Regions from separate parts of the Mus musculus genome. Here regions 2, 3 and 4 are each linked to region 1. A link is a loop called in an ENCODE intact Hi-C map of the cell type or tissue named here. Cell type or tissue: heart. All regions are shown on one strand. Links, peaks and the distances in the headings refer to the core of each region. The heading gives the core; the rest is flanking DNA.

Evidence for each region. A loop is a pair of places that touch in the nucleus more often than their neighbours do. Peaks named below come from ENCODE experiments on the same cell type or tissue, not always from the same donor. Only the 100,000 strongest peaks of a DNase experiment are listed, where the experiment ranks them.
Region 2: a loop joins it to region 1, with 2.5 times the contacts of the local background. A loop is called at or near these places in 15 of 42 quality-filtered maps.
Region 3: a loop joins it to region 1, with 2.4 times the contacts of the local background. A loop is called at or near these places in 5 of 42 quality-filtered maps.
Region 4: it touches region 1 in a loop (3-fold over the local background); 3 of 42 quality-filtered maps call a loop at or near these places.

The regions. Positions count from the first base shown.
Region 1 is chr7:74,550,485-74,557,876 of GRCm38, reverse strand. It overlaps Slco3a1 (solute carrier organic anion transporter family, member 3a1), which reads left to right and starts at 3,097. Exons shown (of 10, transcript NM_023908.2): 1 at 3,097-3,466. The coding sequence starts at 3,287. In heart, for the core only: CTCF peaks have their summits at 2,262 (motif pointing left), 2,717 (motif pointing left), 3,420 and 3,626; DNase peaks (open chromatin) are centred at 2,236, 3,026 and 3,596; H3K4me3 peaks cover 3,807 bases; H3K27ac peaks cover 2,788 bases.
Region 2 is chr7:74,690,004-74,697,395 of GRCm38, reverse strand. No RefSeq gene overlaps it. Among named protein-coding and RNA genes, the nearest start is that of Gm39037, 67 kb to the right of the region's middle. In heart, for the core only: a CTCF peak has its summit at 4,249; a DNase peak (open chromatin) is centred at 4,165; H3K27me3 peaks cover 240 bases.
Region 3 is chr7:74,865,749-74,873,140 of GRCm38, reverse strand. No RefSeq gene overlaps it. Among named protein-coding and RNA genes, the nearest start is that of 0610006L08Rik, 16 kb to the right of the region's middle. In heart, for the core only: a CTCF peak has its summit at 3,509; no DNase peak of the experiment used is centred there.
Region 4 is chr7:74,454,715-74,462,106 of GRCm38, reverse strand. All of the region lies in intron 2 of Slco3a1 (solute carrier organic anion transporter family, member 3a1), which reads left to right. Among named protein-coding and RNA genes, the nearest start is that of Slco3a1, 96 kb to the left of the region's middle. In heart, for the core only: no CTCF peak of the experiment used is centred there; DNase peaks (open chromatin) are centred at 2,136, 3,536, 4,286 and 4,566; H3K27ac peaks cover 1,668 bases.

The sequences.
Region 1 (7,392 bases), core at 823-5,822:
AGGTTCCATCCTTGGCCACAAAGCCACTTGTCACTTTTTCTCAAGGTATTAGCTGTCAAAGAACCACTTGATAAGCTTCTTTGGTGAGTTGTGCAAACAGACCCAATAGTGGCTAGTTTTCTCCTGCTTCCTTTGTGTGTCGGGGATGGCAAAATGGAAGTACTTCTTGCCCACAAACCTATCCCATCACCCTAGAGCCACAGTTTTGACTAAGACAAGTAAAGGAGGAAGGGCATTGAACTAAGTGCTCAAAATTCCTTCTTCCACACTGTAAGCCTGCAGCTAGCCTGGTGGATTCCTAAATCTTCTGATGCATTATGGCACTCATACTCAGCTACTATTAATGACAGGAAGAACAGACATGCATAATCTAGAACCCTACCTCTGACAGCATTTATGCCTAATTTATTTAAAGATAGTTCATGTTATAAATCTAAAATAAAGTCAAGTTGCCTTCCCCTGAGTCTACATGAGGCAAAGTGATTTGAAGCAGAGAGCCCGGGCTGAGACAGAAGTCCTGTTCCAATTTGGTGTGTGACTTTGGGCTAGCTACTACATCTCTCTGAATTTCTGCCTTTAAGGAGAACGGTGTGACTCTCACCTTCCTGGTAGGACTGCAGGATGAAACAGTAGACATTTTGTTGGCTCTGCCAACCTTGACTGAGTGAGTGGGTGGCATGGGTCAAGTTAGTTCCCCTTCCTAGATCTCAGTTTTCTCCCTGAACAAGGCTAAGTGCACCATCTAGTTTAGAAGGTTGCTGTGGGGTTATGGTAAGGTGCTGCTCTATACTGAGGGCTTGGTCAAGGCAAGCACAAAATGAACATCGGTATTTGTGTGATTGCAGGGTATGTAAATGAGTCTCAAAGACTAACACACCCCGATATTTCAACCTTCAGCCTTGTGACTCATTCAGAGGGAGATTCCCCCTGTCTTCCAGCTCACCAAAGGAATCAGGGTTAGTGAGGAGGGACTATGTAAGGGCAGAGTCATGAGAAAGATCAAGAACAAGAAGCAAAAGATCCAAAGAAGGTTGGCAATGCATACCCAGAGGTGGCAGAGATGGGAAAGGTACAGCCAAACAGTAAGGATTTCAGCCATGGTGTAATAGAGCCACACACGAGCCCAGAGACAAGTGTGCCCCCCCCCCCCTTTTTGGCTACCAGACTATTGAATTAACAGTCCTGAAGGAATTGGAATTCCTCTACCAATCTCAAGCTGCCAGAAGATCAAGGTGCCAGCCACAGGAGGAGCTTGTCTTCCAGGAAGGTAGTTGGCAGAGCTAGTTGACAATTTGTCAGACCACCCATAGCAGACTGGAGCCCAGATGTTGATGGGTTAATGATGGGCAAGACTGTACCTTGACCTGGACTACTTAGTGATTCATATCCTTTTGTACCTAAAGCTCATGCAGAACATGGAAGAATCAGTTAGAGAGTGGGGAGATCACTAGACCTGTCTATTTGTTCTTCTTCCCAATGGAGCCACAATGAATAATCTTTCTTCTCTTCTTTTGTTACTTGCTCCTTCAGTTGGCATTCCGAAGACAGGGGGCTGAGCCTAGCTTCTTAGGGCTGCCAGGACACAGGCTTTGACCCTAACAACTCCAGGATACAATACCACTGGTAGAGAAGAACACTGTAGAGAGTGATGCCAGAGAGTAATTTAGGCCGAAGGTACCCCAGACAAGGGGAGGCACATTGAAAACCACACCAAGACTAGGTGAGGTCATGTCTGGAAGACAGATGGATGAAGCAATTTATATTTAAATGGTAAGGCAAACAACACACCCCCACTGTGCCACCGTCTATTCTTACTCAATTTCTCTGGAAGAAAGTAGAAATTATGGCCGGTGCTAATTGCTATGCACTATTGAATGTAAGCCTTGGCATTGGGATATAGGCCCTTGGGAAAGCAAGGAAAAGTTCTCCAAATAGGCTTTGGCTTCTCCATCACTAACGTGGACAACAATGCTAGGTATTTTCTGTTCGTATCCACTTTTCTCTTAGCTTCCAAACGCTGCTGCCTGAATCAGTACATCCTATCAGAGGCGCCTTGTGGACCAAAATCCTAGGGAATGCTGGGGAGCAAGGGGCGGAGGACTGATGACAATTGGCTCTGCTGCATGCTGACCTTCAGGCCAAGCCAGGGAGGGCCACAATAGTCAGGAGAGGGGTGGGGACACAGCAGGCTTGTGGCTCATCCCTTCCTGAACTCCAACCGCAGGCCGCTGGAGAACTAAACAAGGCCCTCTGCTGGGGTCCTTGTGATCTGCAGTTGCCTGTACTTGGAGGCTGGGGGAAGATGTGAGACTCCCTGAAGCTCTAACTTCCCTTCTCAGAGGTTCTGTTTCTTTCTCCCATTTTCGGGGAATGGGCGGTTTAGATATGTCCAGTAGCCACTGAATGCAGGAGCAGAGGCTGGCAAACCAAAGGAGCCAATGGCAGCTCCTATCTCGGCATCTTCCAGAGCCCCAGAGCACAACGTCTGTCCTTAGAAATCCCTAAACCAAGCCGAATACAGCTCCTGCGATACTCTCTTTATGAAAATTGCTTCTTCTCTCCGGCCTTAGCAGTCCGGTACCCGCACTAGAAGTAGGGTGCCTGGATACTCCCATCTCTGCACCTCATTGCTAGTCCTAGTACCACCCAGTTTCCGCCTTGGTGCCCTGGGCCCCACAATGCCTCCTAGTGGCCGGGTAGCACCTTCCTCGCTCAGCCTCCTACCCCACCAGGACTCCTGGATTTTGCAGTTTCGCTGGGTAGTTAGACCCCGCCGGCCTTGACCATCAGCAAGCCCTTAGTGCCCCAAGCAGGTCCCCTCGTGCCTCCCAGGGACGCACCCGCAGCCAGTAGCGGCGCAGCCCGGGGCTCAAGGCGGCGATCAGGCCCCGGCCCGGGCTTGGGGCGCTAGGGGTGAAGGCAAGCGAAGCCGGCGGGCCAGGGGAAGCCGGTGAAGGCAACGGCGAGAGTCCGAGAGAGGCTAGGCGGCGGCAGCAGCGGGCGACGCGAGGAGTCCCTGTGATTGGCACAGCCCGAGCCGGAGGAGGCGGCGAAGGGAGGGCGGAGGAGGAGGAGGAGGAGAAGGAGGAGGAGGAGGAAGGGAGCTAGCGCGGCGGCAGCGAGGAGCGGAGCCTTCAACCTCTCTAGCCGCGGCAGGACGGGGGCGGCCGCCGCGGGCCCGGGGCGGGGACAGTACGCAGCCTCGCGGCACGCACCCCCGCCCGGCAACGGCCACGACACCCGGGGCGAGCGGGAAAGCGGCGGCGGCGGCGGCGGCGGGGGAAGGATGCAGGGAAAGAAGCCGGGCGGCTCGTCGGGCGGCGGCCGGAGCGGCGAGCTGCAGGGGGACGAGGCGCAGAGGAACAAGAAGAAGAAAAAGAAGGTGTCCTGCTTCTCCAACATCAAGATCTTCCTGGTGTCTGAGTGCGCCTTGATGCTGGCGCAGGGTACGGTGGGCGCCTACCTGGTGAGTCCGGGTGCCAACTCTGCGGCGGACCCCCTTCCCTGCCGGCGCTTCTCGGGCTTGCCGCCTGGCACCGGGAAGGGGCCTCGCCGGCTCCGGGGGCAGGCGGGCATGACCTCGGCCCGGCACGGAGGTTGGCGACTGGTGCAGAGGCGGCCGCCGGGGGAGCTGCCGGCCGGAGCTCGGAGCGGGCGGGACCGTGGATGCCGGCAGCTCGCGCGCCGGGCAGGGGCTAGGGAAGGGGTGCCTGAAAGGAGATGCCGCAGGCAGGTGGGCATGAAACTGTTTCTTCTCCCCTCTTGAAAACGGAGCCATATGGCGAGTTCAGGGAGCCTCCTCAGAGACTGGAAGGCATCGCGGTTCAGGTGACCTGCACATGGGAGGAAAAGCCAGTTAGCATCCTGCGTCCTCTACTCTCCGTTTCATCCGCCCGGTGAACGAATCATTATGCATCTTTTTTCCCCCTGGCTCTTTCTCCATCCACCAATTGCTGGGGGAATTTAAAAGGCGCCCGAGTGTGGCCCTGAGCTCAGCGGTAACTGCAGGGGGACTAGTCCCACCCAGATCCCAATAGCCATCTTTCTGTGGAGGGATAAAGTTATAGTACCTGGAGAGCAGCTGCGAGTTTCTGTAGTTCTACCTTAATTCCCCATCATGGTCGCTCGCCCACACGGGGAGTGGATCATCTGTACAATATGTATTTGCTTTATTTGTCTCCAGAAAGGGATTATTGATGCCCAAAGGCCCATGGACACCTACTATGCCCAGGGAATCCACTTGTAAGGATTACCAAGTACCTACTTTGTCGCTTTCTTCTGTCTTGCTCAGGTGGTCCGCACTTGAGTTTCAGACAGTGCACTTCCAGACCTATTCTGTCTACCCAGGAAAAGATGTCTTCGAGTGGATAGTGTTAAATCATTACTTGGCTATTGACCTGAAACTGGAATCAAATGTCATAGATTTTAAGTGTTAGTGAGCACATTTGATGGAGATCGAATTGGACAAGATTTCAAAAGCGGTTGGATAACCACATCCAGAGATAGAGCTATGTGTATCCTGATGCTATCATGAATCCCTCATTCCTGGCCCAGGGTTAAAGTTAATGAGGGCCAGACGCTGAGTAGCCAGAACTCTCAACAGTTTCCCAAGGCTCCTACAGGCTAATAAGATGAAGGGACATAGCGCTTGGTTAAAGATAGTTATGTGGTGACTTGGAAGTGGGGGTGGGGCTCTACAGAGTCAATTCTGTTCCTGGGGTGACTGAACTGTAGAGCATTTGAGAAATCGTATGCATTTTTGTCACCCTTTCCCAGATAAACAGTTTTTAACTCCCCATTTCTGTCTTGTGTATAATATTGTCCCTGAACCCTGGGGCCAAAAGAACATTTGAGTATTCTGTTTTCCCAAACGTATTCCTTTTCTCTGTGGTTGTCATACTAAGCTGTAGACTGTGGCCTTTGCTTGGTGAGGATGATGATGTTTGGAGAAGCAGCTTTTTTAAAGAAGAGATTTGACTGTTAAAACACTTAGAAGTTACATGTGTCTCTAGAGGCAAATGCACATTCCTACTGATAAGTGTGACTCCGTACCGAAGCATATGCAAACTAAATTATATCTAAGCAGGTCTTCGTGTAAAAAGAGGCAGTTTATTCGATCAACAGCTGGCTCCTGTTTAACAGCTTCTTTGCCTTACACCAGGCTCCATTAAGGGTGTGGTATTCACATGTGGCAAAAACAGCAAGGCTGGACTTCATCATCCCAGGAATGATGAACATCTGAGATTAGGAGTTTGCACTTCTAGTGGCTTAGGGTTTTAGAAGGAAGTGAAGAAGAGCCTTAAGCAGAGGAGTAGCCTTTGTTCTTTTAGAAAGTTAAAAGGCTTCCATTGTGTCTGGCCTTGGGAGGTGAGGGGTCACCGTGCATCGCAGGACAAGGATAGGACAGGAGGCATTCTATCCACCAGCTGGTGGTATCTGGTCACTTCTGTCTGTCCGTGATGGAAAGTCTGATGCGTTGGGGGTGGGTACTGGGTAACGGGAGCCAACAGGTGCCCTGCAGAAAGCTGATGGGGGCCCAGAGAGAGAGGACAGGCTTAGGACATCGAATTAATTTTGATGACTAGCAGTGCAAAGAGAAGGTTCTCAGGGACCCTGCTCTGCCCTGTGCCACGGAGGGGAGGTCCCTTTACTCTAAGAACCACACAGGAAGAATGGTGGCTGAGGTGGATTGGCCCAATCAGCTTGCCACAGGTTTTGATCTTCTGGGTCTGTTTAGAGGCTTCCCATCCTCTGTCCTTTGGCAGGTAGGAAAAAGTTTTACTGTTCTTAAAGCCACAGGAGCCTATTCTGTGGATATTTGGGGAATTAAGTTATTATTGAGGGAGAGGCAGATTCCTTCCTTTTAAAATTCCACTGGGTCTGTTGCAGGACACCTGAGACCCTGTGTCTGCAGATGAACACAGGTGGTCCATGGGTAGATACCCGTCTTTTCAGTGGGAATCAGCATGCGCTGCTGGGAATGTATTTTCAGGTATCTGATGAAGGGCTGGCTATGGCTCATTGCCAACAGGGCTCCCTTTCTCAGCCAAGAGGATGACTGCACATATGACGCCAGGACCATTATTTCCTATTTGGTTTCACAAGTCTATGCAGCTACCGTGTGTGTGTGTGTGTGTGTGTGTGTGTGTGTGTGATCTCCTTGTGTGCCTTTTCATTTTTAAGTATTGGTGTCATTCCATCTTTGTCGTCCGTCCTGCAAAGACAGGTTTCTCATTGTCCTTAATGTGTCCTCAGCGACATTGGTCTATGTTTCCCAACTGCAGAAGTGAGGCAGGAAGTGGCTGGTGACTTGAGAAGCTGCTCTGAAAAGTAGGACTTCTGTGTGTGTGCACGTACATACGTGTGTGTGTGTGTGTGTGTGTGTGTGTGTGTGTGTGTGTTTGTGCTTGAGCACCCTGAGTGGGGATGGCAGTTAAAGAAGAGTAAGAGAGAGGGAGGGTTGGAGGGGAGAGGGGAAGAGGGAGGGAGGAAGGGAGGTAGGGAGAAAGAGAGAGACAGACAGAGAGAGAGAGAGAGACAGAGAGAGAGAGAGAGGTTGGTTTTTCTTAACCTGCCTGGGGAGGAAACTCAAAAGAGCTGTATATAACAAGGCACACTAGTCTGAGAATCTGCCACTTTTTACTTGGGTCCCAAGGTCTTTCCAGCAAGTGAAGAAGTGGGTCCTGGCATCTAGATCTTGGTGGGACAATACAGTAATCTAGGTGCCAGCCTGTGTAGCCAGGGACTCTGAAATCAGCACTTAGAACAATATTATGTTGCAGCATAATAAACAACTTGGTGGCGATGATGATGATGATGGTGGTGGTGATGATGATGATGGTGGTGGTAGTGGTGATGATGATGATGTTGATTTTGCCTAAGAAGAGGTCCACTGAATTTAGTGGTCATTGTGCTTCTTATTGCCCCCCCCCCCCCCCCGAGACAGGACCATGTGTACTTCCGGTACCGGGGTGTTTGCTTTCAGAGGCTCCAGCTTGTATTTGCAGGATTTATGGAGACTTTATCTGTGCATCATGGAGGCTTACCGAGAGGTGGTGAGCTGGCTATTCCTGAGAGGTAACCCTGCAGAGACTGGTTTGTGTGCTGTGTGCCTTATCAAATTCCTGAGGACTTGAGGAGATAAGGATGCGGACAGGAAATTAAAACTGCTGACACCTTAGGCAATTGTGAATGGAGCTCAGATGCCTTTCAAGTTCTTGGGAATGCAAATGCAAGAAAGCCCAGCCCCTGGCTCTGGAGTTGGGTCTTCAGGCCGATTCCCAGGAAGCTGAGGTGGGCATCTCCCTCTCTGGCTTTGTAGATGTGTTTCTGAGGTTGTGTTTCTAGGGTAATGAGGCTCTGTCTCTCTGCTCTATAGTCCCTCACTTTTAG
Region 2 (7,392 bases), core at 1,546-6,545, 140 kb before region 1:
GCCTTCGAAGTATACAGTAGACCCTTTTCTAGTTTCTTTATATGTATTAATATGGAAGCTTCCCAGAAAAACCCAATGATAGGAGCATAGCTGGTATTCCAATATTACACTATAACAGAAGTACTGTGTTTAAATAGCTTATCCAAGTTGTACTGCTAAAGGGAAGTTGGATGTGAAAGAGGGGCACAAAGTTCCAAAAGAATTCACAGGTTTACGTGCATGAGATTGCTCTTGTCATATCAGAGGTCACAGCTCATACTGCAGCCTGTATCGGTGAGAGCAGATCCTAGCAAGAGTGACTGTGTCGAGTCTGGAGAGCAGCTGAAGAGATGGGAGAAAGTATAAAAGTCAAAAGGAACCAACTTTGTAGAGGAGAGAAAATATAACTGACGGTCAGCCAGGTGGGAACAACTGTTCTATACCTTGTCCCAAGAGGTAAAAGACTGGTCAGGATTGTCATAATTGTCATAATTTCCAATTGTGGTTTTATGACCTGTTATTTCTTCCTGTTTTCACAGAGCTCTCAGACTGGCAAGTGGCGACTGCAAGGCAAAGGAACAGACGCTCACAGTGAACTATGGAAGTGCATGTTGGTGCTAAATCATCCTAAACATTGTTCACAGCCTTGAGAGTCACAGAGTGAATGAGGGCTTCGGCAAGAGGGCTTGTTGTTACTTTTCTGCCATTTCAAATACTTAAAAGCCTGTCAGTAATAGGTTTCGAAAAGTGCGTATAAATAGTGGCCATTCTTAAATTGTCCCCCAATGTGGTTGTTCCAATAAAAAGGAGCACCATAGGCTTATAGGGAGTAGCTGTATTAGAAGGTGTGGCCTTGTTAGAGCAAGTCTGTTACTAGAGGTTGCCTTTGAATCCAAACCCAGGGTTTCTCTTTCTGCTGCCTGATGATTCATATGCAGAGCTCGAGGCTCCTTCTCTAGCATCACATCTGCCTGCATGCTGTTATGTTTTCCGCCATGGTGACTATGGACTAAACCTCTGAACTGCCTAAGTCAGCATTAGTTAACTGTCTTCTATAAGAATGCCCATGGCCATGGTGTCTCCTCCCAGCAATAAAATCCTAATTAAGACCCAACAAAGGTCCAGATGGTGAGTCCTACTCATCTCCAAACACCAGTTCATCTAATTCCTCTTAGGAAAGTCTGCTGTGCCCATGCTGAGTAGGGCACACCTTTCCCTGACCTCTGTGGCACTCTGTGCTTCCCTATGATAAGGGTGCCTGTTTATCCTGATTGGAGAATCAGAAGCAAATAGCAATAGCCAGACACTAGATTTTGCCACTTGCCCTGGCTCCTCACTTCATTTGGTATTGACAGCTTTGCATGCTGAACCTTGACTCTGAGCCTGGCCACACATGAAACTTACTTTGGCCAATTCATTAAGCTAAAATATCATTAACAAACTTTATTTAAAGTCATGGGAATTGCAGTTGGGAAACATGGGCTCGGGTATGGCTGGATGAGTGGTCCAACAATGTTTAAAGGCTGCAGGGCCATTGAAGGGACAAAGATAAAAGAAGTCCCACAAGTTACATAGAAGAGGTGGCTAGTGCAGAAAAGCTATTCTCATGCTAGGCCATATATCATTATCGATCCTGGGTTATACATGACTGATTGACAGGGAGAGCTGTAGGTAAAGAATGTATTTGTGACAGTTACAGCTGTCATTAAAAATATTGGTGGCCTTCCCATACTTAGTCCAATCCAAACACTCCATCCCTGGGTACAGGTCAAAGGTTTATTTCTTCAGGTAGCAATGTGATAATTCCTTATGTCCTGATTCCCTCCAGGACTCTTATATTTTAAAATGCTCTATAACTGTTGTTTTTCATTACAGTTTCATTTTGGATTTCACAAAAAATGAAAATGAAAGCAACAAGAAATGGCTCTAAACCCAGACCTTAAGGGGCCTTGCATGGTTTAGTCACCCTCTCACTCTCATGCTATCTCTGTAAGAAGAGCAGACCCAGGCTAGCCCAATGATCCTAGAAGTAGTTTTCTAATTAGAAGGAGAAAAGCTGCCCTGCCCTGCCCTGCCCTGCCCCGCCTTGCTGCGGATGCATATGCAGTCACAGTTCATAGTTGTGTTAGCTCTTTTTGCTTTCAAGCTGTTAGCTCCACAAGAATAATCAGTTAACATAATCCAAAGCAGACAAAGAAGGCTTCTTGGAGATCCTGTTATGAGCAGCTGAAGTTTAGCATTCATAACAGTCTCAATGACTGCCCTACAGTTCCCTACTTTTCAGAAGTAACCGTGTCTCAACTGTTTTACCTCAATGGACCACATAGAGCAGTAAGTACAGCCTATGGGGGAAAGATGGTGTGTAGCACGTTAGCCTTGTTATGAGAGGCAGACACAGCGATCACTATCCAGACTTGAAAAATAGGCAAAACTATTCAGATACATATAGCCCAAGAATCAAAGTCAGCAGTCATCCTCAAACTCATGCTTGTTATGATGCATTTAACTATAGCCAACTTATGGAATCAGCTTAGGAGCCCACTAACTAATGAATGAATATATGATATGATATGATATGATATGATATATATATATATATATATATATATATATATAGTTTTGTTTATTCAGAAGAATAATACCATTTGTCACTTGAAAGAATATGGATGGAGCCAGAGATCATTATGTTCAACTGTTTGTCTGTGGAATCAAGGGAAGAAAGGACAGGAAAGCAGAAGAGGGGTAACAAGACATGGGAGGTAAAGGGGGGAGAGGCAACGAGGGGTCATAGAGAGAGTGAATATGATCCAATTACTTTATAAGTATGCTTGCAAGTGACGAAAAACAGCCTCTTATTTTGCATGATTCATCTATGCTAATAAGAAGCTGACGGAAACTAGCAGAACTTGAAGCTAGGTACAGGTTGTTTCAGCATCACCAGGACTTGGAATTTCTCTAGGAGATTTTGTGTCCAGGTGTGACTTGGTCGATGGACAGTTGCAGCCCTAGCAGTCACACAGCTGCTGTGTTCAACAGTGTCTCTAGTGGTTTCTTGTCACCTTCAGAGTGAGTATCAAATGCTTCCAGTGGATCCGAAAGCTGCCTGCCTGCCCACCTCCAGCTTCAGAGATGGTCCTACCACTACTTTCAGCAACTGAGGGCTGTCCTTGCCTAGAATGTTCTCCTTGTCACTTGGCAAGACCCTACTTACTTTTCAGAGGCCACCATACATGTGCCACTTATTTTCTGCATATTTTCCATTCTTTAGCTACTTCTTTCCTCTCACACACCTCTACAGAGGTAATGCTCCTGCGAGTACCGCTTACACTGCTTCCTTTCCTGTTAAATTATGAACTCTCCCAAGTAGGTTTTATGTTTCCCAAACTGCCACACCCTTTAGCATTTGATGCAGGAGCCTGGCCCCCTCCTCAGGAGGTGTCTAGTAGATGTAGCTATTGAGATTCAGTTGCTAGGATACCTTCCAAGAGGATACAGTTTTGCTTTGTTTTTTCTTCACTGAAGGAGGTATTGTCATGAGGAAAGATGCCCTCCTAAGGTTTTGTTGATAACTACTGGATGCAAAGGCAGAGACTTGGATATTTCAAATGCTTTTCAGAAAGGAGGTCAGTTGGATATTACAGAAGATCCTGAGATTAAAAAAAAATAGGCTTTAAAATCCCAAATAAGTAAGATGACTCAATTCCCACCAAACACACAACACCTTAACAGATTCGTGCTTTAAGCAGACCACTTACACAGAGCCAATTCCTCCTGGACTGTGTCAGGCCTTCACGGGTTCATCTCCTTCAGACACGGGCAATGCTTTGTTTTTCTTCTCAGAATTGTGCCTCACTTCTCAAACATCACCCCTTAAGCATGACACCCCTTGAGAAGATGAAGCACATTTTATTACTGCTGTTGTTTGGTTCGTTTGTTTCCTAAGCTGGTAGAAGGGTCCATTTCAGATTAGGCAGAGGTGGGGGCACTCTCTGTCTCTAAGCTCCACTTCTGGGCCGCATTGTCACTGGTGTCTAAGGGTGGCCTCACACCACTTCTGAAATGCTGACTAGGTAGATTCCCTGCAAATCGTTCCTGACTTGGTGTCCTGATAGGCACTGCCTAAAAAGACGAGGGAGACAGAAAGGAGGTTATAGATGGGAGAGGCACTTCCTCTTTGTGTCCCATTTCCTTCTGGCTCTTGGCAGCCTCCATGGCTTTTGTTTTCTCACCCAGACAATGACAGTAGCACCTTCCTGTGGCAACACTTGAGTCCAGCTTTTCAACACTGCAGAGAGCTGCACTCCAAGTCTTTTGAGTTTCAATTCCATAGGATTCCCTCTCTGAGTCTCTAAGTTTAGAACCTTTCAACTCTGTCCCTTTTGTGCTTCAGTTTTAGAAGGGGTTGCTTCTTTTAGAGTTGTGGTCCTACAAAGCCTTATGACTGTCTAATTTCCTTATTTATCTGTATAGGAATTTTATATTTAGATAACAATCCTTGTTATTAAATAGCTGGTTTGATTTTCTCAACTGTAGCCTGGCTGATCCTGGCCACATTTGAAGACATTCCAGCTATCTAGTCCCTCCTAGAGCTTCCTATGGCGGTGGTGTTTGTTCAGATATTTGGTTGTTAGGCTCCATGCTGATCTGATCCCTAGACTGTCCTGTTGCTTCTGTCTACCCTTCCCGTGGTATCTTTCTCTCCTCAAAGAATTTTACTCTTCTAGAAGCTGGAAAGTCCATGATTAAGATCCTTTGGGGTTTCATGTCTGTAAATGTTATCCTGCTCCCTACATTAATAGGTTCCTTCTTCCTAGATCATGACAGCACAGACAGAGTCATCTCTATGTTGTCACTTCCTATAAGGACATTCTTATAAGATACTCACCTCCACTTTCACAAGGTCATTCATTCCTGTATTTTGCCATGATATGGCTTTCAATGTCTTTCTAAATATTTTGATATGCTGAAAGCCTGATGCTCAGCATGATAGCATTGGAAGGTGGTGGATCTTTAAAGGACACTCTTAGGATTGCCTTAGAGAAAACTCTGGTACTGCTCAGTGGAGAGTGGTTAATTCTCATGAGAGCATTGTTAAGAGGGCCCAACCTGGACCCCACCCAAGTCTTTGTTTCCTGTTTAGAATACAATTGTTCACACCTACCCTTGCCTGCATACTACCATCAGCTGAGGCAGCCAAAGAGTTTAAGCCATGACATTGGTTTTCTGGGACCAAAAGCACTGAACATAATGAACTTCTTTGCTTCACAAAGCTAACCTTTCTTGGTCTCTTGTTAGCAATAAAAGGTGGTCTCATCCTATTCCCAAAGGCCTCATTTCCAAATATCATTCCATCAGGAGCTTCAATATATAAGCATGAAAAGGGGACACAGTTCAATCCATAGCCCGAGTCACACTCTAGCCCTTCATACGGTGATCAGGAGAATCCCGTGCTCCGAAGCCCAACAGCCAGCCACGTGTGAGCAGTAGTTCTCAGGCCAGCCTTCTGCTCTAGACTCACTTCAGATCTTCCAGACTTCCCAACCTATGCTGGATCCTCTGGCTCTCAGGGGCAGGGGCACCTGGTCCTGTTCTGTAACCTGTGCCTATTTCTACTGTGTTCCAATAGTTCAACTGTGAATCTCTAAGGAGCCATGCAGAATGCAGAGTGCCACGCCACATTAGTTTCATCCTATAGTTAAAATAGACATGAGTAATATCAAGAGATAGAGTAAAAGTGCAATACGGTACTCAAAACTGATGAATTGGGGGCATTTTCAAATAATGTGTTTACTTCCATTTATAATGGCTTTGTCGAAAACATCCTGATGACAGAGTTAGCTCTCACTATTCACTAACTGTTTGCCCTGTGGAATCTGGCCTGAGACATAGCCACAGAGTGACTCTACTCTGCTGTACACCACAAGACCCCGAGTCTATGCAGAATAAGCACAACATAGAAGACATTTCCCTGAAGTCAAGTGTAACTGGAGTTGTTGGTCTCATCCAAGACCCTAGCCTCACATTACAGAAGGAGAGTGATACCCAGGAATAGTTCAAAATACAAAGTGCAGCCATCCCTGAACTACACAGAAACCAGCTTTCTACTATCAAAAGGAGGCCAAGCCCATTCCTTCCTGCTTTGGTACATAAGGGCTGGGGGGATCCCTTATGAAGCCTTTATGAACCTGACTTTAAAACAGAGGGCAAATTAGAGAAAGGCAGAGGCTAGGCACTATTTGAAGTAGTAGAGGTTTCTGTGCTGGTCACTGTTCTAGGCACGAGTTATGCTTGACTACTTAGCAGTTTTCTCATCTGAAAGCTGTAAGTTCTCCCCAAGTCTCATGGGGGTCAGCTAATCTTTAAGTAAAACCTACTCTTGCAAAAATCCTCCATGTGTTGACCCTTCCAAAAACTCCAAACCAGAAAGCACATCTCAAGCCCCAATGCATTGCACACACCCTCAACCCACTTTTCAGTGGCTCAGAACCACCTACTGAGCTGACCTCAAAGCTCAGGATGTGTGTGTGGTGGGCAAGGGGGGGGGGGACCTTTTCAGTTGTTTTTCTGCCTGCCTTCTCTGAGTTTAAGAACAGTGAAGACTTAGCTGCTGTAAAGCAAGAGAAAATTTTAGACAAACAAATGAAGGTATTACTTGTATACTGGCATCCATGAATGGCTGAGATGAGAAATATTAACTACACAACAGCCAAAAATAATGAAGGCTCAGACACTGGACTCCCAACTGCATTAAATGTCTTCCCCCCAATTTTTATATTGACTAGGCACTAACTTGAGAATCTCTAGTGTTTCACCCAAAACCACAAAGTGGGAGGTTTTTCTTTTTAACCAGATCTAACACTTGAATATGATATTGGGTTTTAAGCCAGAATTAATTTCAGAAACAAATTCATTGCTGACTTAGCAAATCAGTTGAGATTTACTAATGACTAGCACTTTTAGATGACACAGACAAGAGGCTGGTTTAAGTGATAAATACTCATTTCACAAATCAATACAGATGCCTATGAAGTGCTTAAGGAGACACACCAATGGCTAAGACAGGCTCTGAAGCCACCCAGTGTGACGTCAGAGCCTCTTAACTGAGTTTTCTAGAAACCCAAAACTGTAACAAAGAATCTTTTAAAAATATTTGAAACTATGCATAATATGTATGTATACATAAACAGTTACATGTACTATTTGTAGTTTTAGGTAAATATAAAGTGATATGATTCCCTGTGGCTATTTCAGATATCCTTTGTGTTAAATCATCTCTTTCCTCCCTCTTCTGTATTGTCCTTCATGCCCCATCTCAACTAGAGCAGCACCCTGTTTTCTCATATTCCTCTTCATACCATTGTAAATATGTTCTAGCCTGCTATCCTTCTATCCAGAGCTCCCCTAGCCAGGGTT
Region 3 (7,392 bases), core at 732-5,731, 320 kb before region 1:
AGGTGCAGAGTTTTGGAGATAAAAACACATCCAAGCCTGGAGAGGGCTGAACAGAAATACTCAGAGGAACTTGTGAATCCAGAAGAGAGGCTCATTGCAAGAAAATGAGCACAGCCAGCTCATTGAAAACTTCTACTTTTGTGCATGTTACAGATTTCCATAAGAACCTGAAAAAGTTATTATCGATATTCCATGGGGTATAAGCTATTCTGTTCTGAAAACTTGTTTCTAATTCAGCTGTTGACTTGATATGGAACTTATGTCATGTGATGGTAGAACCTCAGGTCCCCGCTGAAGATACTTACGGTGATGCTCAGTACCATGTGCTCCTAATGAAATGCACAGGAGAGCATCAGGGAGGCGGAACATGTATCTATACCACTAGCTTCTGAGTTTGCCTTTGATGTTTTAGGGAAGTGGTTCCCAGCCTGTGGGTCATGATCCTTGGGTTCAAACAACCCTTTCCTAGGGATTATCTAAGACCATTGGATAACGCAGACATTTACATTATGATTCATAACAGTAGCGAAACTACAGTTATGAAATAGCACTGAAGTAATCTTATGTTTTGGGGTCACCAAACTGTCTTAGAGGGCCTCAGCAGTTGGAAGGTTGAGGATTCACTGCTCTAGGGAAAGCAGCTGTTTTCAGAGAAGATTTGGGTTCAGTGATTCTCTGTCAAAGCCATGGTCACTTTGCAACTTTACATGGGTGGCTGACTGCTGGAGCATATGCACAGGTGGAAGGCATTTGTCTTTTAATGATCAAGGGTTTGCTGTGGCCGCTTTTGCTCTGAAATGACATTCACTTGTCAGGGCTTTTAAAGCACAGGTTTCCTGGCAGATCTGTAGCCTCATCTTAACCCTTTATTCCTCCCAGTAAGAGTTCCATCTAGCTTATGAAATATTCAGAGTGAACCTGAGTCTTTTTAAGATTTTTGTGTTGTTTTGTTTTTTTAAAATATAGTAGGGCACCAGAAAATGAAAGTTTAGTGATCTTATTCCTAGCACAACGGTCTCTTTGCTTTTCTGTGTTCGTCTTTGGTTTACTATGAAAACTCCTTCCAAGACCTTTCACATGGCTGCCCCACGAGTCTCTCTGAACCCACTTGTAAGGACTTCTTTCTCATGTGTAGGTTTTTCATTATCTCATCAGCTTAAGATTCTACCACCGAGGTAGCACACCTAGTTGGTCACTCACTGAAAACCTGTCCGTCTCAAGCAACCCCATACGTACTCTATGCAATTAGCTTCAAGATCTCAAGTCATTTGGTAAGCTTCTCTCTGAAGATTTCCACTGAGCTGGATGCCCTTCCCCGAGTGGGCTCATGACTCACATCAGCCCTATTAGCAAATGTGGATGGCTTTCTCTAATTAAATCTATTCTTTCATCTGAGCAGCATGGCATTTTCAGTCGTGCTATTATCTGATTCTGTGCTCATAATGACACTTGGCCTTCTATGTAGTTGATATTCAGGAAGACAGTGTGACAGCCCCAAAGTCAGTGCTGTGCTGTGCCTCCCATGGGGCTTGGGACCTACAATGGTGATGCTTGGAGATTATGTAGAGCCTCTAAGAAGTTGGGCTTAATGGGAGTTTTTAGGGCAGGGGGTATTATTTTAGAAAAGAGTTCTGGTTTGACTTTGTGAGACGATTTGCCAGAAAAGCCCAAGGCAGTCTTTTGTTTGCTCATGTTGAGATGTGAGATATGATCCTACAAGTTTCTGAAATTCTATGAGGTATTTTGTTTGTTTGTTTGTTTTGTTTTTAAGACAAGGTTTTATACTACATTCATACATAGCTTCAGGAATAGTCTTTGGTACTAGAGTACCAAAAGAATAAACACAGGACTGGCATATTCAGAAACAAAGAGAGCTGGGATCAGGTCCTCTGGGCTTCCTGCTGGAGAAACCTCAACATCCTGGGAGTTCAGCATATTTATTGTATAGAGTTGAACAGAGAAGGAGGTTAGTTCATATAACAGGACATGGAAGTGGGGTTATTATATACTGTCTTAGTTTGCATTTTATTGCTGTGAAAAGACACCATGACCAAGACAACTCTTATAAAGGTAAACATGTAATTGAAACAAAACAAACAACCTCAAAACATAAACATTTAAGGCAATAACCTGAAACTTCAAACTTCTCTCACAAATAATCAGCACTGTCAATGGAGCTCAGCATGAACTTCCTGTGACTTCCTGTGTGACTTTCAGCTGGACATGGTGGCCTAATCAGAGATCAGAAGAGCCACTTCCAAGATGTTGGACCAAATTAAAAGTTGATGCTGGTTTTGATTTGGGCATTCAATCAAATCTGGGCACTAGGAGATTGGTGTTTTCTTTCTACATAGCTCTCTCTCTCTCTCTCTCTCTCTCTCTCTCTCTCTCTCTCTCTCTCTCTCTCCCTCTGTGTGTGTGTGTGTGTTTGTGTGTGTGTGTGTGTGTGTGTGTATGTGTGTTTGTTTTGCCCAGACTCCCTGAAAGCCGAGTGGGAACTTCAAAGCAGAAGTAAGCCAGCAAGTAGCAAGGACTTTTTACAACTCGGTCTTATAAGTTATGCTGTATCCCTCATTCTGGACTCTATTCCTGAAAGAAGTTGCAAAGATCCATGTCAATCCACCTTTACCACTCACTGACTCACCTCTTCCAAGTTACAAGAAGTCACTGGAGTCCTTATCTGCAAAATAAACTCAATAATAGTATCTCCTTCCTAAGGCTATCTTGAAAGCTTTATAGGTATGCTTCCTATATAGTAAGCAAGTTAATTATTACCTCATCTCATCAGGTTTCTGTATTAACTGTTTTTACAAAATCCTATTCATTTCAAATTTGCAGGAGGAGGTGAAGATCTGAGAGGTCTCTGGCTTATCCACAGGACAGTCACAGAAACTGAGATTTACCTCATATCTTTTCTTAGTCCAAGCATGAGTCTGTAACTGACCCCGTTTCTGCCTTGACTGCTGTCACACCACAAGATAGAGACTAAGACCAGTAAACCAGAGCATATCAGGACTGAAGAGCATAATGAAAAGCTCAGGGTTTCCTCCAGGAGGGACAGTAGAGAGAGGACCTTTCTGTGACAGTCACATCATATGGAAGCTTAGGGAAAGAATGATAACAGGAAACTGAGGCGGGCCTATCAGATGAAGGTTGAAAACAGAGACAATTAAACAATTAAAAGGTGAGCTAGGTTTACATCAGGTGCTTTACAAACAGGACCATGGTGTCTTAAAGGCATTTTTAATTATAATTCCAGAAGAAGACTCTGAAATTCATACAAGAGAAACACGTTTCAGAAGGTCAACATCAAGTAACTTTGTCTACTAGTGAGGCTGGTGATCATCCATTGTATCAGCTAGGGGAGGGAGCTGAGGGGGATGAACGTGCCTTCTCACTGAATTGCCTTCTCCTCAACAGTTGTCAAGGATGCGGGTGGGAGGATGGGTGAAACGTCAAGCATCCATCACTAGCTAGCTGGGGGTCACTATCAAGAATGGTGGGTGATTGGCCACTAGGGTGTCCCAGAAGCCTGAGAGATACCTTCCTGAACTAATATTCATAGCTATGATGTAAAGTCACATCTATGACCCCATTCTGCCTAACATTTCTTGGCATTACAATTCCAGAGAGCATTTTGTAGTCTTCTGATGCTTAGATAAGCCGGTTCTTATAGCTGCCACACTCGCTGAGAGTTGGAGACAGCGAAGAACTACATTTAGTTCTATTTATAAAGTAGAATTTTTCTTCTCCTGGCTATTTTTAAAATGCATGTGACATCTCTATCAGCCATAGACATCTATGGATTGTTACACAAGATATATAAAAGCCAACCAAAATGTTAAGGGACTTTTTCCATTTCATTCCAGAGGAAAATACAGTTCAGAGACTGGGCAGCCTTAAGCCTAGGCTCCACTGACAAGCTTTCAGTTCAGTTGGCGATTGTCTCAATGGAAAATACAGCTGTCCCTTGTTTTCTACAGAAGATTGTCTCCAGGGATGAGTACTGAAACCAGAATCCATAGATGCTCAATTGCCCTGCATGAAAAAACATGGTATTTGCACATAACCATGCTCTTCCTCCTGGACAACTTAAATTATCTGCAGCTTATTTACAATATGAACATAATACAAACATGATGAAAATGGCTGTTGTATAGCATAGGTTAGGTTTATACATTATAAATTATATGGCTAGGAGAAGATGACAATTAAAATGTCCACTCATATTCAGTATAGGTACATTTTTTCCCAAATACTTTTTAATCTATGGTTGGTTGAATCTAGAGAGGAAGAACTTGTAGTTGTGGAGGGTTAACAATAATTTGGAACAGAATTTAAAGTAAGGGAAGAAGAGAGAGAGGATAATATTTCTTCTAACCTAATGGTAAGAGGCTATTTGTGGAGAGAAACATGCTTTAAAAATAGAGTCACCTGTTTCTACTGCATATTCTAATTCTGAAGTAAAAGGTGTCCCTTTGGATTTTCAAAGGGGAGGGGATAGGGGAAATGCTGGTTACCATAGGAATGAAATATGTTCTTCCAATCAGAGCATTGTGAATTCAAGTGAAAACTTGGGATGAAGAGAAGGTGAATTCTTCCAAGTGAACAATCTACTGTCCTTCAAAAATCTGCTACTCAACTTGAAAGAACGAAATGCTCAGTGATACATATGCATTTGAGAATGATGAATTTCACCATCCTTTTCATGTGCTTGTTAGATAGCCACTAGAGATATTGAGCTAATCTATTCAAAACTCACCTTCTACACTAATTTAAAGTTAATTTCCATCCTTTCACTCATGCTTCAGAAACGACTGGGGAACTGTGGTTTTTGAAGCCATGCATGAAAACCTTCTGATTATGTTTCTTTGAAATACCTGATGGCAAGACGTTAAGATTTAGAATTAGACAAGAAAACAGTTGGATCTACTCTACTACTGGATTGTCTGAAAGTAACTAGTCATTCAGGTTTCTGAGATAAAGCTAAAGCAATACAGATTCCCTAGGGTTAAATAGTATTCTGTGTTTAAAAGCTTGTAGATCCTGATCCATAGCAGGGCAAGCGTTTTTTGTAGCTGTCACATTTGGTCTGGATGCTAGGCTTCTTATCTTCTCAATTTGATTAGCATTGCATATTCAGAGATTAAATCTCCTGAATTTGAATTACACACACCATTAGATATCAAATTACAATAATGTTAACATGCACACACACCCAAAATTTAAGATGAAAGTTTATGCTTTCTTTAACAAAAGGTCCCAGTATGTGGAGCACAAGACTAGTGATGGCATCAGGTGACCAGGCTTGCATGCAATGAATACAGAGCAGCTGTGAGTAGGCAGCTGGAACCTGAACCACTGGTGGGGCCACTCTTACTTCTTGCCTAGTGGGACACTTTTATTTCCCTATTTTCTATTTAACTGAAGCAAATAAGTACATATTTCAACCGAAAATAATTTATCAACAAGGCACCAGAACCTTTACTTGTTCTGCTTATTAATGTTACAGGTGCTTATGGAGCCGCCTAACCAGTATTTCCCATTCCTATTTGAAGCTTTGGTTTTTTCATCAGAATAAATAAGGATTGGAGCTGCACTGATGCCGCTCTCCGAGTCCCATTAGGTAACTAAGCTGTGTGTTACTGTGCGTTATAATCTAGATCTGAAATGTCCCTCACAACATGTTTTGAAAGCGTGTTCCCTATCTGGTAGCATGAGTTGTGATTCCATGGAACATTCAGTAGTTGGGATCTAACTACAGGAAGTAGTTACTTGGGGTGGGATTTTGAAGGCAATGTCTGACCTAGGTTCCACTGTGCTCATGGGTCTCCAGGTTGCATTCTGCTGATGGGTCCACCATGATATGACGAACCTCAGCAGCACACACTCACTCTGATGAAAGTAGGCTGTCCTGATAGGCTTTTTTTCTCCACTTTTTTTCTCCTTGGAGCAATCCGTCTGAAACTGTGAGCTGAAGTCAATCTTTCCTCCCTTGTTTCTGTCAGGTACTGGGCCATCGAGCGGAAGTTAACTCACTCAAAAATGTAGTAGTAGCATGTGGCTCTTCATGATGGTCAGTTTGTGAATTTCAACACTGGCCTTAGCAATTCATTTGAAATTTCAAGTTCATCAGAATGACTTTCTAGTCTCTTTATAACTGTCATCTGATGATAGGCTACTTTATATAATAATACACTTCTAGTCTTTGTTTTTCTCATGAGGAAGGAATAAGAAATGATAATTCTAAGGTATGTTCAGTAGGAACAGACAAACCACTAACTAAGACTTGGAAATAATAAGAAAAGTACTGAAGTTTTATGATTATAAATAAATTTCAATTTTTTTCACAGCTTGGGATAGAATGTAAACCCTTTTGCCTGCCAGGCAAGTGTTACAGGACTAGGCTACACCGTGGAGCTCTAAGTTAAATAGTCAATAATGAGGTTCAATATGCAGAGTATTGTTCCCATATTCATCCACAGATACGTGTAAACACCCTTATTTTATTATTATTTTAAATAATTATTTTATAATTAAAATATATTATTTCCCTTTCTGTTTCCTTTATCTAAACCTCCCATATACCCCACTTTCTTTCTCAAATTCATAGCATCTTTTCCTTTAACTGGTGTGTGTGTGTGTGTGTGTGTGTGTGTGTGTGTGTGTGAGAGAGAGAGACTGGATAACCAATTAGAGGGACCCTTCTCTGGAAGATTATTTCTCATGCTCTCAGCATTCCTTAGTAGCCCATAGTTCTTTGTCTAGAGCTGAGGCCCTATGACGTTTCCCCTCTTTGGTGGGGCTGTGTGTGTTCATATTCAGTCAGGCAGTATGAAGAGGTAACGTCATGGCTGTAGCTTCTCTGGCATTTCTTGGAGTTGAACTCTCCTATTCCTGTCTCTTACAATCCTGCTGCCCCCTCACAGGGGTTCCTGAGCCTGAGGAGCTGAAGTTGTGTTGTAGATGCCTCAGTTAGGGCCCACAAAGCACAATCATTCATTCTTAGTTAGGGCTGGGCCACACAGAATCATTTTATCTGCATTTTGATCACTTATGGCTTTCTGTAGTATTCGTCATCTGTTGTGAAAAGGCATTTCTAAGTGAATTTAAGGCTTATTCAACAAGAGCAACATCATGTCTGGTACTGGAGACTTAGCCAACTATGTGGGGCTGGTGAAGTCATGGATCTTTGAGGGAAACCTACAATGCCCACTTTATTAACCCAATGTAATTATTATTTATGGTTAGAAATAATTAATTAATTATAAAGATAAATTAAATATTTATTTTTATATCTACAGATAAGTATAGCTCTTACTCCCCAGCTTAATTTTGACCTTGCTCTCTTCATCTCTAAAGCATGTGTAATTTCTTCTTTATAAAAAAGCT
Region 4 (7,392 bases), core at 949-5,948, 96 kb after region 1:
TGGATCGATTATTTGGTCCAGGTTCTGTTTTATTTTCCTAGATCCTGGTGGCTATCATGTATCACGTCGTCAGACATTCTTTTACTTATCAGATATTCAAAAGCAAGTTTAGGGCTGTGCTGCTGACTACAGTGGCGGGCGGGGAGACTAGGGCATGGTGGTAGGGATGAAGACTTTGGTCCCTTTCTCTAGCACTCTCTCAGATCTCAGATCTATATTCTCCCTGCTTCTTTGCTTATAAGGATCAAGGCCAGTTCTCATGAGCACAGTCACAGGCAGGGTTATGGGAAGGGGAGCTCCCCCACTCTTCTCTCACAGTTGCAAAGTGGTTTGGAATACCTGCATCTTCTTTCCCTCCCCATTGGCTTACCTGGACAGATGCTTTAAGCATTTTCTCCAGTCAGTCCTGTTTAATCACTGTATGAAGTATCCAGGCCAGCACTCACTGCCAGCCCATAAAGTGCAATGCAGGACTCATTTCTTAGAGGAAGTAACCCCAGGGGTCCAACAGAGGAGACAGTGTGCCTGGCTTTGAGCACAGCATCAGAGCCTAGGAAACCTGTTCTGCATGGAGAAAGCAGCAAGGCAGGGTGGAGTTTGTCTGGCCTCTTAGCTTGGTACTTTCTATTTCTGCAAACTTTGTCTTGGGTAGGCTCTGTTATGCTGTGCTTGGATGGTTACAGAGACTGGGAGTCTTAGTGTAGTCTATTAGGATTCCCCCGCCCCCTGTTTTCTACTTGGTCCAGAGAGGTTGTGACCAGAACACTCTGTCTGATCATGCTTGCTCTCTAGGTAAGAGTAAAAGGGCTCTGCAAACCACCATAATGAATAATCACACCAAATCTGGATACTGCAGAGGAAATTTTGACTGCTGACAGGAAGTGTGGAGAAGCTGGAGGTGAAGATGAGTGGAGATGAGGAGCCCTCAGCTTTCTGTCCCAGTGGTGCCAGTCAATTCTCCACAAGGGCACACAGTACAGAGCAGACAAGTAAGCTCAGCATAAGCTCATACATGTGCACACACTACCAAAACCATTAAGTTTTAATTTTTTTTCTGTGTCCTGTCCAGAGGCACCAAATTAATTGTGGGCACCCATAGGGCAACCTTGATTACCCGGGCCTGTGTGCTTGATACATAGTATGTCTTGCACATAGAATCATCTTTCTCCTTCTTCCTCCCAGAGGATCTGGCAAATCCCTGGTGCTCCATGTAGAGTCAGCCCCAGATTCCCAACTTCTAGGCCTTCTCTGCTCTACTCCATGTATATGCAAAGCTCATGTCAAGTGCCAATTAGGCTAGTAGCATCCTCATCCTTCATTGCTGCTTAGGGCTCTGCATCAGTGCCACATGCACCTGTCACCCCACCTCCGAGAAGGGATGTCACCTCCCCAGAAGTTTATACCTAACCCTCAGGGTGTGTGTGTGTGTGTGTGTGTGTGTGTGTGTGTGTGTGTGAGAGAGAGAGAGAGAGAGAGAGAGAGAGAGAGAGAGAGAGAGAGAGAGAAAGGAGATAGGAGAGAGAGAAGGAAGAGGGTGGAGGAAGGAAGAGGAGCAGACAGAATCCTTACATAGGTATACGCATAGGCACATATAGTCTATCCTATTATCCATAGAGTCCATACCTACAAATTTGTCCAACAGCTATAATACAGATGGATGGAATGGTGGAATTTTTTTCTACTTTCCTCTTGCTCATGTTGTCAGCTGAGGTCAAATAAGGCAACATTCTGCCTTCTCGCTGCAGCATGTTATAAACACATGTCGTTTCTGTGGTCTATCTAATGTCTCATTTGCCCCACATTTGTGAGTGATTTTTGCTATTTAACATGGCCCTCAAGCATTGTGCTAAAATGCCCATGTGTCATTTCCAGGTACAAAGTAATATGCGATGTATGGGAAAAGTATACATGCCAGACGTGCGGGATAGCTCTGTTGGCCTGCATCTCAATGCTAATGACTAGCATTGTCAGTCAAGAGGCCAACTTTTTATATTTATTTATATTTTAAGGATTGATGTCATAAGACACTCATGACCAAAGCTTACAGGAATGTGGCTGGCAATTCCCCAAGGAACAGTGATCCAGGATTTGCCAAGCCAGTTTCTGTGATGACTTTACAGAGCCATATTTACCTTAACTTCCTCACAGGATGAGTGCTGACTACACAAACCAACGAAGGAGCAAGTTTTCCATATCTGAGAGCACTTGGTTGAAACCATGTAGCATGGTCATCAATGTTTAGTGTGTTCTCACACAGGCTGCTGTGCCACATTGGCAGGTAAATGTGAGAGTTGGTCTAAAGTAATGGTGCTGTCCAGGAGAAGGAGGAAGCTGTGAGCTGGCCACAGAGCTGGAGACAGTGTTTCTAATGGAGAAACTTAGTACCTCAGAGGGCACGTGGGGACGTCCAGTTTCCATTGGGCTGCTTGTTACAGTGTGGTTGGAAGGTAGGAACATTCCTACCAGAACCTGGTGGTTAAAGGTGGGGAGTGTGACTTAGCATCCTACAGTGTACAGGACCCATGACCTAGGTAACGCTAGAATTGAGACTCCCTGGTTAAGATGGAAGCAGCTTCTAGAAAGGTCTGTCTGCTAGCCATCTGGGGTCACAGCCCAGGGTGCCTGTAGACAAGCCAACGGACAAGGGAATGTTATGACAGCCATGAATAACTGTTTTTACTGTGGGTTCCGGGTACATTTCCTGTGCTGGAAAATTCCACAGTATGTCTAGAAACATCAGCAAAGGTGTTTCCTCTGGCCTGTCATCACTCCGAGCTCCAGGCTGACTTTTTATTGTAAACTTTCTCTATGAAACCAGATGCGTTCTGTCTAGGAGTTAAGTCCTCACAGGATAGCAGGCATAGATAGGTAGCAACGAGTGTCAGCATCCCTGAGCCTGAGAGGTCAGGCTGGGAGCCCAGAGCTTTTGAAGACTCAAGTCAAGAGATAGCTCTCATGGTTCAGTGTGAGTGTGGGGCTTCTGCAGGCTTCCCTGATCCTGGCCCTGGTTCTGGCTCTCAGCTTGGAGCCTGAATTTCTGCCCTTGCTTCTCTCTCTCCTTGTTGTGCAATCTCAGACAATTCCCTTCGTTTCTGTTTTGCGCTGTTACATTTGAGAAGGGAGTAAGTCTTTCTGCATCCTAGATGATTTATCAGATTAAATGATCTCATGCAAACAGTGCCTGGAAAGGAACCTGGACCGCAGTAGATACAGTCTTAGCTGGGGCTGGCTTCCGTTCCCATTTAAGGAAGTCAGTGGAAAAGAACGTAGGAGAGAGGGCCCTGGTCTGGAGTCGAGATTATGAACTGGCAGCCAGCTAGGCTGCAGTTGACTGGCAGGTGTGCATGCTTTTAAATTTGTGCTCCAATGCCTTTGCAAGCATGGTCCATAGCCCATTTTCTACACCACCACTCTATCAAAAGCCAGTTCTGCCTTACACATGCAGTATCCTCTGCTCTTGGCTCCCTGAACAGAAGGGCAGAGGACACAGGAAGTTGTGGTAAACAGAGAGAGGAGAAAGGGATGCTATTTCAGGATTAGCCTCACAGTGAGCCAGCTGTCGCCACACAAACTTGGGTGTGCCTGCTGTTCATTAAAGCGCTTGGGACTTCTCAAGGGCTGGACCCAGCCTAGGAGTTCGGTGGCCATCAGCTTCCATTTCATAAGTCTTAGTAGCAACAAGGACCCTTTCTGGGAACCTTGAGGATGTGTTTGTAGGCTTCTGAGATCCAGCACTCTTCTCAGCATCTGTGGCTGCATCTCAAAGGAGCCACATGGCTTCCCATTCCTTCACCCATTGCTTGCTTTTTCTCCCTCAACATCAGCTTGCACCCCATACCTCTAAGCCTGGGCATTCCCGAAAAGACAGGAGTGTAAAATCAATGCATTACACTCACCCTTTCATTCCTACCAATTTCCGGTTATTATGTTCTGAAGGTGTAGAGTCTGTGCTTCTGCACAGGCTGAGTAATTTATTACATAATCATTTTTCCATGAGTATTTCTTCCTAGCTTTTTCATTTCTCTATTGATTTTTAAACTGCAATCAACACGGCCATTTGTGTTTAGATTCTTTATTACATTTATTTAGTGTGCGTGTGTATGAGTGTGTAAGTGCTTGCGTATGTGCACGCACAAGCATATTTACATATATGTGTACCACGATGTAAGTGTGGAAGTTAGAGGACAACCCTCATGAGTCAGTCCTATCCTTCTACGCTGTAGGTCTCAGAATTGAACTCAAGCTGTCAAACTTGGCAGCGAGTCCCTGCACTCACTGAGTCATCTCACCAGCCCTTTGTTCAATTCTTAACTCCAATAATGGCATCTCCTTCTGCATCTTCTAGCATACTGGGATTTGCCCATGGTAGGCTTCTTGATTTAGAGAGTGGGCATATGGCTTTGAATAGTGTCCCAGTTAACACATTTGACGGGTACATTTTCTGGGTTTAGAGTCTGAGGTTTTGATGTTTCTTCATATCTCAGTAATCAGTTTCCCCTGGAGAAAACATGTTTGCCCTGGCTCATTCCTTCCTTTAATTATGCAACTGTTGTCTCTTGGCTTAGACGAAGCAGTGGCCTCAGGCCAGCCTAGCCTAGGCTTCCCTGAGGGGAGTTGACTTGTCCCTTGGCCCACTGCTCTGACCCCAAGCATATCCAGGTGTGTGTGCCCACCATTTGTTGTTTGTCCATCTTTGAAGGAAGTTGCTGCTCTGCCTGCTTCAGACCTGGCTTTGCAGAGGCTCCTTCCTATTTGCCAGTATCCTACGCTCTTCTCCTGCTCTGCCACGGTAGAATGGGCCAATCAGAAACTCTCTTACCTCTGCCCCCTCTCTCCCTTCACTTTTGCAGTTTGATTAATTGAAAGGCCCTCTGTTTCTATGCTCCTGTGACTTGCAATGTCCTCCTGACAACCTGCCTCAGTATGTGTGTACTGGTGTAGCATCCCAGTAGGCAGCTGCTGTTTTCTGTAGCTGCTCTCCTCAGCCATAGCAGAGCAGCTTGTCAGTACGTACCTAGACATCCCTGCCTTTGGCATTGCTGGCCTGTCTCTTCTCTATGTCATTGTTTAAGCATTTCTTCTGAGACATTCTCTGGGCCCTCCTTTCTTGGACACATCTCAAGGGCTTGCCTTTCCACTCCCATCTCTCCCCTCTCCTTTGGAATGCTTCTACTATGCCTCGGCTCTAGGCATCTCTGTCATTTGCTGCCTTTGACCAGCCTTTGCTGAAAACTCTTCCCTGGTCCCACTTGCAAACATAGATCAAATTTTCCTCTTCCATACATGTCCTTAACAATCTGGTGCTGAAACTGATGTTGGATATGCCTTCCTGAAGGTTTGTCATAAGGATTAAATGGAGAAAAATATGAAGCTCCTGTCATCCAGTAAGTGTCCCATTGCAACCTAGCCATCAGTGGAGTGGTACCCTGACTAGTGTTTTACTAGTGTTTCTAATGTACACAACTTCAAGACTTGGGGACAGATGCCATGTTTGATGGCTTTTCTCCCTCTACCCATCAAAGCAGTATGTCTGACATACCATAGAAATTTTAAACTGACTGTAAGGAAATAATGGGGTTAAAAGTGGATTTCAACAGTAGATCTTTAAAAGCCTGAGTTTAGATTCACCCAAGCCAGGATCGATGAACTGATATTTACTTCAGAGGACTGAAAATAGGTGTTTAAGCCAAGCCTTAACATGAGCGTGCATAGAAGCCCTCTTTCATATCAGTCAAAGGGTAGAAAGAACCCAAAGGCCCATCACTGGATGAGAGGATAAACACAAGATGTTATAACCACACAATGGCATGGTATAAGCCATACAAAAGGCAACAATTCTGATACTTGCTACAACATGGATAAACCTTAAAGACATTATAACCAAGAGACTGAAACCTGAAGAGGCCACATGCCGCACGATGCTAGTCATAGGAAATGGCCAGCATAAGAAACTTCATATTCACAGAATGCTGAATACTAAGGTTGCTAGGACCTAGGAAGAGGGGGTATGGGAGTGACTGTTTAATAGATTCAGGACATTCTTATCATGGCGTTCTTAATCATAATACTTGCTCATCATAGGAATAAAAAAGTCATGAGACAAATTTTATGCACATTTTATAATAGTTTAAAAAAAGAATTATGGCTCAGTGGTTAAACCACCATGTGTTGTGCAAGAAAGAGGATAGAGTTTTATCCCCAGAACTCTCATCAGTGCTTGCTGTGTGAGTGTAAGATCCTGCTATGTAATTCCAGCCTCAAAAGGCAGAGACACAGATCCCCAGAGCAAGTGAGATTGGCCCTAAGTGTAGAATTGATTAAGATCGATCAATAGATTGATTGGCTAGGCTGGATTAAGAGACCCTATCTATCTTGTTCGTAAGTTGGAAGGGCAATCAAGGAAGGGCCCCAGTGTCAGTCATGGGCTTCCACTTGCATGCACACATATGAGTGTGCACATGCACTTAAGCACATGTAGTCATGCACATGTGAACATAATCCATACATGTATGCATACCACACCACAAGCACATGTAAAGAAAGAAAAATGGGTAAAGGGCCTCATGAAAAATGGATGGGTAGATGGATGGGTGGGTGGATGGGTGGATGGATGGATGGACAGAAAGATGGGGGAGGATTGATGATAGAAGAATGGATGGATTTTATGATACCGTCTGTAGTGTACGGTCAATTAAACAATTCCTTGTTGTCACCTTGCAGTAGACAAGCAACAAGGTCCACCTGCATGGTTTTAACTCAAATTGATGACCTCGGGCCATGTCCAGTAGTCCATTGAGAGGAGCAAAGAAGTTATTTAAATAGATCACAGTTTATCTTTGGTGTAGTAACTTACAAGTGGTATCTCCTGCTAGCTCAAGAAAATGCTAGTTTGCTCAGTAAATTTGGAGTTATTAGGAAAGGAAATAAATGTCAAGGCTGTACTTTAGTAAATAACATGGAATTCTGGCACTGCAATAAACAACAGAGAGAGTGTATAGGTCAACTGCAATTAAGTATTATTTATTGTTATAATGACATAGGTCAATGCTGATCTCAGTGGACTCTTAAGAGACACAGAATGTAGCCTTTATCTTGGTCACTATTGCGTCCCTAAACCTGAGAGGCAAGGCACAGAGTAGCATTCAGCAAGCCCTCCATATTGATTCAGACATTGGTGAACCAAACATCAGTCAAAACTTAACCTATACATCAGTTTCTAGGGAGATTTCCTTACCTGCATATGCAGACAGTTCTGCCAACTCTGCCTTCGGTTGCTGCTGATAAAGGTGGATTTTTCATATTCACAGTTCCGGTAATTTAGTTCTTTCTTCCATGAACTAAAAAGTCTTTTATTCTTTAGTGCATATGGGCTGAATGTTGATGTCAGGCACA